2 separate regions of the Homo sapiens genome follow, and region 1 is linked to region 2. A link is a loop called in an ENCODE intact Hi-C map of the cell type or tissue named here. Cell type or tissue: mesothelial cell of epicardium. All regions are shown on one strand.

What was found. Peaks named below come from ENCODE experiments on the same cell type or tissue, not always from the same donor. Only the 100,000 strongest peaks of a DNase experiment are listed, where the experiment ranks them.
Region 1: a loop joins it to region 2, with 17 times the contacts of the local background. A loop is called at or near these places in 1 of 110 quality-filtered maps.

Annotation. Positions count from the first base shown.
Region 1 is chr9:113,674,824-113,679,823 of GRCh38, reverse strand. All of the region lies in intron 2 of LOC105376223 (a long non-coding RNA gene), which reads right to left. Among named protein-coding and RNA genes, the nearest start is that of ZNF618, 200 kb to the left of the region's middle. In mesothelial cell of epicardium, no CTCF peak of the experiment used is centred here; no DNase peak of the experiment used is centred here.
Region 2 is chr9:113,942,184-113,947,183 of GRCh38, reverse strand. All of the region lies in intron 1 of ZNF618 (zinc finger protein 618), which reads right to left. Among named protein-coding and RNA genes, the nearest start is that of ZNF618, 68 kb to the right of the region's middle. In mesothelial cell of epicardium, no CTCF peak of the experiment used is centred here; DNase peaks (open chromatin) are centred at 563, 2,143, 2,793, 3,793 and 1 weaker place.

The DNA of each region.
Region 1 (5,000 bases), 270 kb after region 2:
CGATCTTGGCTCACTGCAAGCTCCACCTCCCTGGTTCACGCCATTCTTTCCTGCCTCAGCCTCCCGAGTAGCTGGGACTACAGGCACCACCACCACGCCTGGCTAATTTTTTTTTTTTTTTTTTTTGTATTTTTAGTAGAATCGGGGTTTCACTGTGTTAGCCAGGATGGTCTCAATCTCCTGACCTTGTGATCCACCCACCTCGGCCTCCCAAAGTGCTAGGATTACAGGCGTGATCCACTGCGCCCGGCCAGACTATTTTAAAGAATAGCAGTTGCTCACAACTTGACTGTCCTGTGCTGTGGGGCAGGCCATGAGTGGCAGTAGAAAGAACGCGGCTCTCAACACAGACCAAGGAGGTCTCAGTCTGACCCTGGCCAGGGTCCTTTGCCAGGTGAGTGGCTCTGGGTAAGTGGCTTCACCTCCCTGAGCCTCGGTTTTCTTATCAGCAAAATGTGATGTTTGAAAAGCACCTAGAATAGAACCTGTGGCTTTACTGCGAACACCATCCCTCATCATTTGACTGCTGTCAACATTCTGTCACAAACGGTATTTTATTTGATAGCCCCCCAAACCTTCTGAGGTTCTTGGAACTGGAATCTTTGTTCTTACTTGACTGATCAAGAGCTTCTAGTCCCCTAAAGACAATTCACTCCTTAGTGAAGAACTTGGGTATTGGGGGAGGGGACAGTGAGACCTGGATTTCAAGTCCTAGCTCCACCAAGTGATGTCACCAACTGATGACATCGTGTAGGTGATTTCACCTCCTTTATCCTCCAGTCTCCTGCTCTGTGCTTTAACACCTCTCCCGCTGGCCTGGCCACTGCATGAGCAACACACCTGGAGATTGCAAGCTCTTTGCAGATTCCAGACACCAAACATAGTCCCCATACTGTGAACTGAGGAATGAACTGAGGGACATGAGAGCACTCAAGGATGTCCACAGAGGAAAAGAACCCCCTTCATACGTCTAATCAAGAAAGCAGACAACTTCCCCAAGCACCAAGATGTCAGCTGGACTTTTGTAAACTAGCTTTTTCCCTCACAGTCTCACTTTGCTTCCCATGTTCCAGTTTGCCTCCTTTCCCAAGGTATGGGCCCGGCTGTTCATGTCAGCAGGGATGGGCATGGGGAGAGGTCACAGAACATGGTTTATGTGGTCAAAGGTGTGGTGTCTCAGCAGGATGCCAGCCCAGGTGGCCCATGGCCAGCATGGGAGCTTTCAGGTGTTATCTCAGGCATCAAGGTTCATTATAGCCTCCCATATCTTAAAGGCAGGGAAAGAATGAAGAAAGGAAGGGAAGGGGAAGGGGAAGGGAAACGGAGGAAGGAAGGAAGAGAGGAAGGAAGGAAGGAAGGAGAGAGAGAGAAAGAAAGAAAGAAAAAAGAAAGGAAGGAAGGGAGGGAAAGGAAGGAGAGACAGAAAGGAAGGAGAGAAAGAGAAAGGAAGGAAGGGAGAGAAAGAAAGAAAGAAAAAGAAAAAGAAAGGAAGGAAGGAAAAGTAAGAAAAGAGAAAGAAAGAGAAAGAAGAAAGAAAGAAAGAAAAGGAGGGAGGGAGGAAGAGAGGGAAGGAAGGAAAGAGAAAGAAAGAAGGGAAGGAAGAGAGAGAAGGAAGGAAGGAAGGAGAGAGAGAGACAGAAAGAGAGAGAAAGAAAGAAAAAGAAAGAGGAAGGAAGGAAGGGAGGGAGGAAGGAAGGGAGGGAAAGAAAGAAGAAGGAGGAGAAGGAAAGAAGAAAAAGAAGGAGGAGGAGGAGAGGAAGGAAGGAAGGAAAAAGAAGGGAGGGAGGGTGGGAATCAAAGGGAAAGGATGTGCAAGAGCCCGGTGCCATGAGTCAGGAGACATTGGCTCCAGTGCCAGTTCTGCCCAACGACGTTGACTATGGTCTTAATTTCCCCATCTGTACAAGAGGTTGGATGATGTTAGTGTTTCTCAAAATCTATTTCATAAAACAACAATTCTATAAGTGCCCCCTCACAACAAGAGTTTCTGGGGTTCAATAACTCTAGGAAACACAGCCTGCCTTACCCCCTTTTGGTGATGCCCATTTGTATATTAAAGGCCCTGAGAAGTCCTGCAGAAGAGAAAACTCTTCAATCTTCTTACTAGACTGTAAAACCCAAGCAAGGATTTTTGTCTATTTTATTCCCTTGCGTGCTCACAGCCCTTAGAACACTGGTATGTAATAAATAATCAATATCTGTTGGATGAATGAATAAGTGAACTTTCTTCAACCCAGCGTTCCCCAAACTTCTATCACAGAACCTTTTTCTATTTCTCAGAGCAGCCCTAGGCATCCCTGAAATGCAGCCCTCCGAGGAACTCGCTGACTGGAACTCTCCACTCTGTCCGACCTTCTGTACCAGGTGCCTGTCTGTGGCGCTTCAAGCCCATGCAGCAGGTCTGGGGTCTGGACACGCTCACAGGGCACACAGCTGTGCTGCAGTGGAAATGGTGTCAGCTCCTCTCTCGGGGCATTCACGGTTTTTGACACCCACGCTTAAGTGCTTTTGTGGTTCTGAAGACGGAAGGGTAGGTGCCTCAAACAAGGGGCACCCGGGCCCTCCAGGAGGGCTCTCCAGCCCTTCCCCAGGATGCAGGATTTCAGCCACAACCCAGCTCACATCAGAGCACATGGGACATTGTGAAACACCAACCAGCTCCCACATGCCAGCTTTCACTCCTCCCTCTCTCCCAAGGCTACTCTTCAAAAGCACCACTCCCAGCTGTCCATCTACGTGGCCCCTGCAGGGGCTGAGGGCCGTGGGCTTTGTGTGCCCAGCATTCTCCTCTCTCACTTGTTCTGGTCCCTTTGGGCAACTCCAGCTGTCTATCCGGCCTTGGCAGAGTGTCTGTCATGATCCCCACCTCCACCTGCCCCCCCAGGAGCCAGAGGGGACAGCGGATGATCCAGGCTGGACATTACGGCACCCATTGCCCTTGACTCCACAGATGTTTTTAGGGAAAAGACGCCTGACCAGGCAAAAGCAGTCAGAGGTTTCCCTGCAATCAATGGTGGGAAATAGGGAAAAAGAAATCCTCTTTCCTCTGGATTTGTGGCGCCAGGAGAAGGTAGGTCGGGGCTGCTGGTGACTCACTCAGCTGACACTTTACAGCACAGAGCTGAGCAGAGCCAAGCGATGGAGGGAGATGCCCAGATGACCCTGTTTGAGCCCCTGCTGTCAGCTAGTTCCACCCATCTCCCAGGTCGGTGACTGTAGCAGGCTGGCGACCGGCTGCCCCAGCTTCATTTCTGATCCCCTTTCCTCTGGCTTCTCTTATAGAGGCAGAAACTGCTCACAGCTCAGTTTTCCAAGCCCTGATGAAGCTAAGGGTGCCCTTGTGAACCAGCACAGCCAAACTGTGTCACTTGGCCACCACACTCCACTTTCACACCTATCCACACCACCCAGTGCGTGGTGCCTTTGTGGCTCCTCCCAGAGAGAGGTAGAGTCTATTTCTCCACCTTTTTTTTTTTTTTTTTTGAGACAGAGTCTCACTCTGTTGCCTGGGCTGGAGTGCAGTGGCACGATCTTGGCTCACTGCAACTTCTTCTTCCCAGGTTCAAGTGATTCTCCTGCCTCAGCCTCCCAAGTAGCTGGGATTACAGATACGTGCCACCACGCGCAGCTAATTTTTGTACTTTTAGTAGAGACGAGGTTTCACCTTGTTGGCCAGGCTGGTCTCAAACTCCTGACCTCAAATGATCTGCCTGCCTCGGCCTCCCAGAGGGCTAGGATTACAGGCATGAGCCACCATGCCCAGCCTATTTCTCCACCTTTAATCTCAGCTGACCTCACGACTTTGGGGCAATAGAAGGTGGGAGGAGTGACACTGTGCCAGGCCTGAGCCTAGGTCTCAAGAGCTTTTGGATATGTCTGCTCCCTCTGTTGAACCCCAGCCCAGTCACCATGTGAGCAATCCCAGGCTAGCCTGCTGGTGGAAGGGAGACATCCCAGCAGCTGACAACTCGCCAACACCAGCCACGTGAGAGGGCCATCCTAGATCGGACGGTCCCAGTGGAAGACCAGTCTTTCACAGACACATGACCGAGCCCAGCTGAGATCAGCCAAGCCAGCCTCAAATCAGCAAAACTTCCGAGCCAACCCATAGACTCATCAGCGACAATGTGTGGTGGTTTTTAGCTGTTAGGTTTGGGGATGATTAGTCACGCAGAAACAGATCACTGATATAGAAACGTCATCAGAACTGGCTGTGGACCTCCTTCCATTTTTCTATTTTTGTTCTTTTCCTTCCTATGAGTAAGGGCTAGGAATTTGCAGCTGCCTCACAACCTCAACAGACCAGGCTGGGGACAATGGGGCAGAAAGAGAGGAGGGGTTGCTGAGCGTTCTCTCCTGCCCCGGACTGCCTGCCTCTGAACTTTTTTTTTTTTTTGAGACAGAGTCTTACTTTGTAGCCCAGGCTGGAGTGTGGTGGCACAATCTAGGCTCACTGCAGCCTCCGCTCCTGGGTTCAAACAATTCTCCAGCCTCAGCCTCCTGAGTAGCTGGGATTACAAGAACGGGACACCACACCTGGCTAATGTTTGTATTTTTAGTAGAGATGGGGTTTCACCATGTTCATCAGGCTGGTCTCAAACTCCTGACCTCAAGTGATCCACCCACCCCGGCCGCCCAAAGTGCTGGGATTATAGGTGTGAGCCACCACGCCTGGCTCTACCTCTGAACATTATGTGAGACAAAGAAAACCTTTATTTATGCCAACCGTAGTCAGAGTTTTTGTTCGTAGCCAAACACATTTCTGATACAATCAATAAATTACCTTGCTTGCTTAAGCTAGTTTTGAGTTGGATTTATGATCTTAACCAAAACAGCCCCTTTGTGTATTCCTGTTCATCAGTTCCTTTTGTTGGGGGGTAGCTCTATAACATGTAGTTTTCACAAAACACAAGGTTTAAGAAAATGTCATTTTTCATGGCTCTTCTGATTGCTCTTTAGCCCACAGACAGAGGGACCACATTGGTTTGGGGTCGCACAGA
Region 2 (5,000 bases):
GCCCCAAGACAGATTCTTTGTCGAGAGCACCAAATTGCTTCATTCTGCAAACCTTCCCTGAGCCCCTCCTCTGCAGCAGGCTCCGCAAGCTCATGACTTCTGTCAATGGTGGTGCTGGATAACAACAGGCCTCCACTCAGAAGGGGACAGGGGAGATGCTGTCTGTGTCGTCCCCAAAACAGAACACAGATTTAAGAACCAAAGACAGTGAGGAGGAGGCAGGCTTTCCCAGAACCACCTCAAATGGAATGGGCTGCAGGGAACATGTGGGTGAGCCCAACTGGAAACAAGCAAACACCTGTCAGGAATTCTGTAGCAGAGATGGCATCAGGAAGGGTCCTGGGAATAACCAGCCACTAGGCTCCCTTGCAGCTCTGCAAGGACAGATGAGTCCAAGAACATGAGATCCCCAACTTGCCTGCTGCCATTTCCAGCACATAAACACACACACTCCCGTCTACATCCTGCGAGGGGTACTTTCACAGCCCCTCTCAGAGAGGAGGCAAAAGACGCACACAGACACTCACTCTTCAGCGGTGATGCTGATTAACATCGCAGCTTGCCCCCTACCTCGCACTGGTAATTACACGCTGGGTCAGGGCCGAGTCCCTTCCTCTAGGTGCGGTGTCTGCCATCAGGGGCATAAAGGTGGGATGTCTTGAAGGAGTGAAGGGCTGCCTGCCTCTGTGAACTCAAGAGAAGTCCCAGGACTCCCCATTTCCTTGGAAAATAGTTTCTAGACTTGTCACCAATAAATTGCCTGCATCTTTTTTTTTTTTTTTTTTGAAGACTTCCCCCACTTCACTAATTGCATTCACTGCCTTTTTCTCCATAAATTTAATTAACTTGCTATGTGACCTTGGGCTAGGCAAGCCACCGCCCCTCTTTAAACTCAGTTTCCCTCTCCATAAAATGAGAATGGGGCTGTAATTTCTTGAAGCCCCGAAAGCTTTAACACCCCAGGTTTCCGTGAGGGGGCTAAGCCTGTGGCCTTGATATTCCTGGCTGCTTTGGCCCAGGGGGCTCCGCAGAGCGCCAAGACCATCCTGCTCTGAACAGCTCTTGGCCCTGACAGTGGTGCTGGCTCTCAAGGCCTTGCATTATTCTAGAAGAAAAGGCAGGACAGCCTAACTTGGCGAGGTCCTCTTTGTCCCCGATGGAGCCTCAAAGCTCAAATTTGCCTCCAGCATTTCAGCAAAGCCGCCAGTCCCTGGGAGTAGCAGAGACTCCAGATCAGGGACTGGATCAAGAGCATAAGCGTGAGGCTGAAATTGTAATAATAATAACTGACATTTATATCACGCCTTTCATCCCCAAATCCCAAATTAATTAACTTTTTACGAGACATTTTTAAACTAGTGCCATTTAATAAAATTCTATTAGGAAAAGTCTTTTTTTCTCCCCCCAGCCCTATATTTTTATTAACAGCCACCAAAAATATAATTTACAGGCAACCAAAAGCCAGTCAAGGCAGGGACAGGGAGAGGCTGACTCTGCCAACGACAAAGCAGGAGACCCAGGACTGGCCACAGGGGCTGACGCCCTAGCCCCACTGTTAGGGGTCTGGATCCTCTGGAGGTCCCATGGGCCCAGATTACTCTACAAGACTGAATCTCAGCCCTGTGTCATTCATCCCATACTTACTGATCATCTATTTTCTGCAGCCACTATACAGGCTGCCATGGACAAAACGAGTGAACAAAGCAGTCATGGCCCCTGTACTCTTGACATGCAACACCTAATGCAGTAGAGAAATGTCAAGCCAAGATCTCACCAATAAATAGATAACTATCATTGTGTACATGCGGAGAAGGAACACACTCCTCTCTTTCCCCCATGACAGCATCCCACGGGGCAACAATCTAGTCTGGAGTTGGAAGCAAGGACATAAGGAAATGCCTTCCTGAAAAACTGGTATTTAACCTGAAAACATGGTTTGGCTTAAACCAAGCAAAGAGAGATGAGGGAAGGGGGCATAATCCACACAATGGGAACAGCATGTGTGAGGGCTCAGAGGCTGGAAGGTGTTGGGCACGTGGGAGGAAGGAACAGAAGGCCAGCCTGGCAGGACAGAGTGAGGTAGGGAGACAGGGGATGGGGCTGGAAAGGGAACTGGGCTGGTAGATTCACCCTGAGGAGAATGGAGAGCTGATCACGACACGATCAAATGAGTCATTCTCATTAACAGGTTCACAGGTGGCCTGCACACTGCTTCATATCTGCGGAATGTCACTTTTTTATGTGCATCTGTTACAGCCACACTGTCCAACATGGTTGCCACTAGCCCCCTGTGGCTACTGAGCTTTTGAAATGCGGCTAATCCAAACTGAGATGGGCTGTCACGAGGAAAACACACACTGATTTCAAAGACTTTGTAAAAAATCAAAAATGTGTAATACCTTAATAAGAATTTTTATTATAATTACATGTTGAATTGATAACATTTTTGATACAATGGGCTCAATAAAATATGTTATGAAAATTAATTTCACCTGTGTCTTTTTCCTTTTTTAACACGGATATCAGAAAATTTCAAGTTACACATGCGGCTTGCATGACATTTCTATTAGATAACTCTGTGTTATGTATTTAAGAATTTTAAGTATGGCCAGGCACAGTGGCTCATGCCTGTAATCCCAGCACATTGAGAGACAAGGTGGGCAGATCACTAGAGGCCAGGAGTTCAAGACCAGCCTGGCCAACATGGCAAAATCCCGTCTCAATGAAAAATACAAAAAATTTAGCTGGGTGTGGTGGTACACAACTGTAATCCCAGCTACTCGGGAGGCTGAGGCACAAGAATCGCTTGACCTGGGAGGCGGAGTTTGCAGTGAGCCAAGACCATGCCACTGCACTCCAGCCCAGGTAACAGAGCAAGACTCTGTCTCAAAAAAAATAGAAAGAATTTTAAACAAAAGATTTATTTTCATCTACTCTAGGGGGAAGACGAGCATTCATTGACTAGTGTGGCAGAAAAGCCCACATCAAGGGCTCGTTTAGGCCCAAGAGTGTATTTATCTGGCCCTCTCCCCGATCTTCAATAAAGCAGAAAAAGAAGGTAGAAAGAGGGGAAATTCCACATTGGATCAAACCGTGCAGGGCGAGGTGTGAGCAGGGGCAAAGGGAGCCTAATAGTTGTAAGAGGCAATCCAGCCTCAACTATCACCCATCACGTTCCCCATCCAGATTTAGTAAGGAAGGAAAAGGCATTAAAACGAGGAAACCTGAAAACCTAAGCCTCACTTGACTCTTACTCTCTGAATCACAGCAAAGCAAGGTTAGGGGAAGAGCAAAGTTCTCCAAAGTCACCTGCACTCTGTTTCAACACTGAAGTCCAAGCCCTCCACTATCCTGACCACCGGCACAGGGAAGGCTACACAGGGCACAGCCGAGGCCAGGGCAGGGAACCTCAGTCCCCCTCATCCCCTCTGCTTCTCTCTAGTCCCTAAACAGGTTTCATAAACCAATGGCCCGGAGTGGGACTTTCGGGTTTTATAAGACCTTTTTTTTTCAATTAGTGGTCATGATTTGAAATTTTGGGAGGTTTTACATAAAACTTCAGATTTACAGCTTTTCTTAAAAAAAAAAAAATCAGAAGATCTGGCCACACTGGGGCCTGTGTTCTGCCATGGCAACAATCGGTTGTAGCTGAGTGGCAACTGCTTTCCTGAGATGGGATACAGGAGCTCCCCAGCCCCACTGCACGTGGGTCTGCACCCTGCCCAGACACTCCCTAACAGAGCTCAGGATATAGAGCTGCCAAGTGCATCACACGTGGCTCCAGGCTTCTGTACACGCAGTCACTGCTGCCCAGCACTCTCCCTTCTCTTCCCTCTCTCCCCCTTGAGCCTCTCCTCACCCAACAATCTTCTCCCAGCCGCAAGCTTTCCTGACCCTCTGGCTTGCTTAAGCTAGGAGCAGAGTTCGCACTTACCGCAGGCTATCACAATGATCCATTCCCATGCCTGCTCTGAGCCACTGGAGAGCAAGGATGGCATCCTGCTTGTCTTACCAGTGCCAGACAGAAAAAAGATGCTCAAAAACATTTGCTCTGTAAACCACGCCAGGAGGAGTGAAGAGTTGTTGGAAATCACACCCCTACCCTATCTCCTTCCCAGTGGAGTTTCTTCTCTTCCTGGTGATGTTTCCAGATGCACCTGGGACAATCCTCAACTTGATGAAACCAACCCAAAACACTCCTCTAAATAAATTACACTTTCGCCAGTTACCTTAGAGGCTAAAAAAGTCATTAGAAGTTGAAAATTATATGGAGTTTGGGGGTGACTCTGAACCATGTAACCACCTAAATAGCTCTTTCTGTTGAGCAAACAAGCATTTCTTGATTGCCCTTTTTGAACTTGCCAGAGCCTGGTCTTGTTGCTATTAAAATGGAATTTCACAATGGTTCTAAACCAGTTTTTCTCATTTTCCTGAAAGAACTGACTGTCATTCAACCACAAATAAAATCTTTTATAAAACAGCAAATGCAAGGGAGACCTGCCCAGTGAAGTGAGATACAATCATTTCTCCATGTAGGAAAAATGAAGCACTGATTCATCGTCTGCTCCAAAATCACTTCTTGAGCACCTACTGCATGCAGTGCCTGGGGAAACACAGGTGAGCTTACAGCCCAGTAGAGTGGCTATGGATACAGAGAAGACTGGAGGGCATGCCAGATATAGATCAAGCTCAAAGACATCTACCTTTTCATTTACCATATCAAAACAGACTCAGGTAGGCCGCTCTTTCTCTATGGCAAAGTAAAAGCTTCTTTCAACTCCTGCGTCCTACCTTCAACAAAGTCACACTCACCAGAAAGACCAAACACCATGGAAAAAAAGAAGAGAGGGAAGAGGAAGGAAGACTTGAGATTCAGGAGTGAGAAATTATATCCCATGAAGCCACTCCTCTGTGTGAAATTTAAAAAAAAAAAAAAGGAGAACTATTACCTAAAAACCTATCAAGCTCCATCATTTTCAGTGGGGAGATTGAGGCTCAGA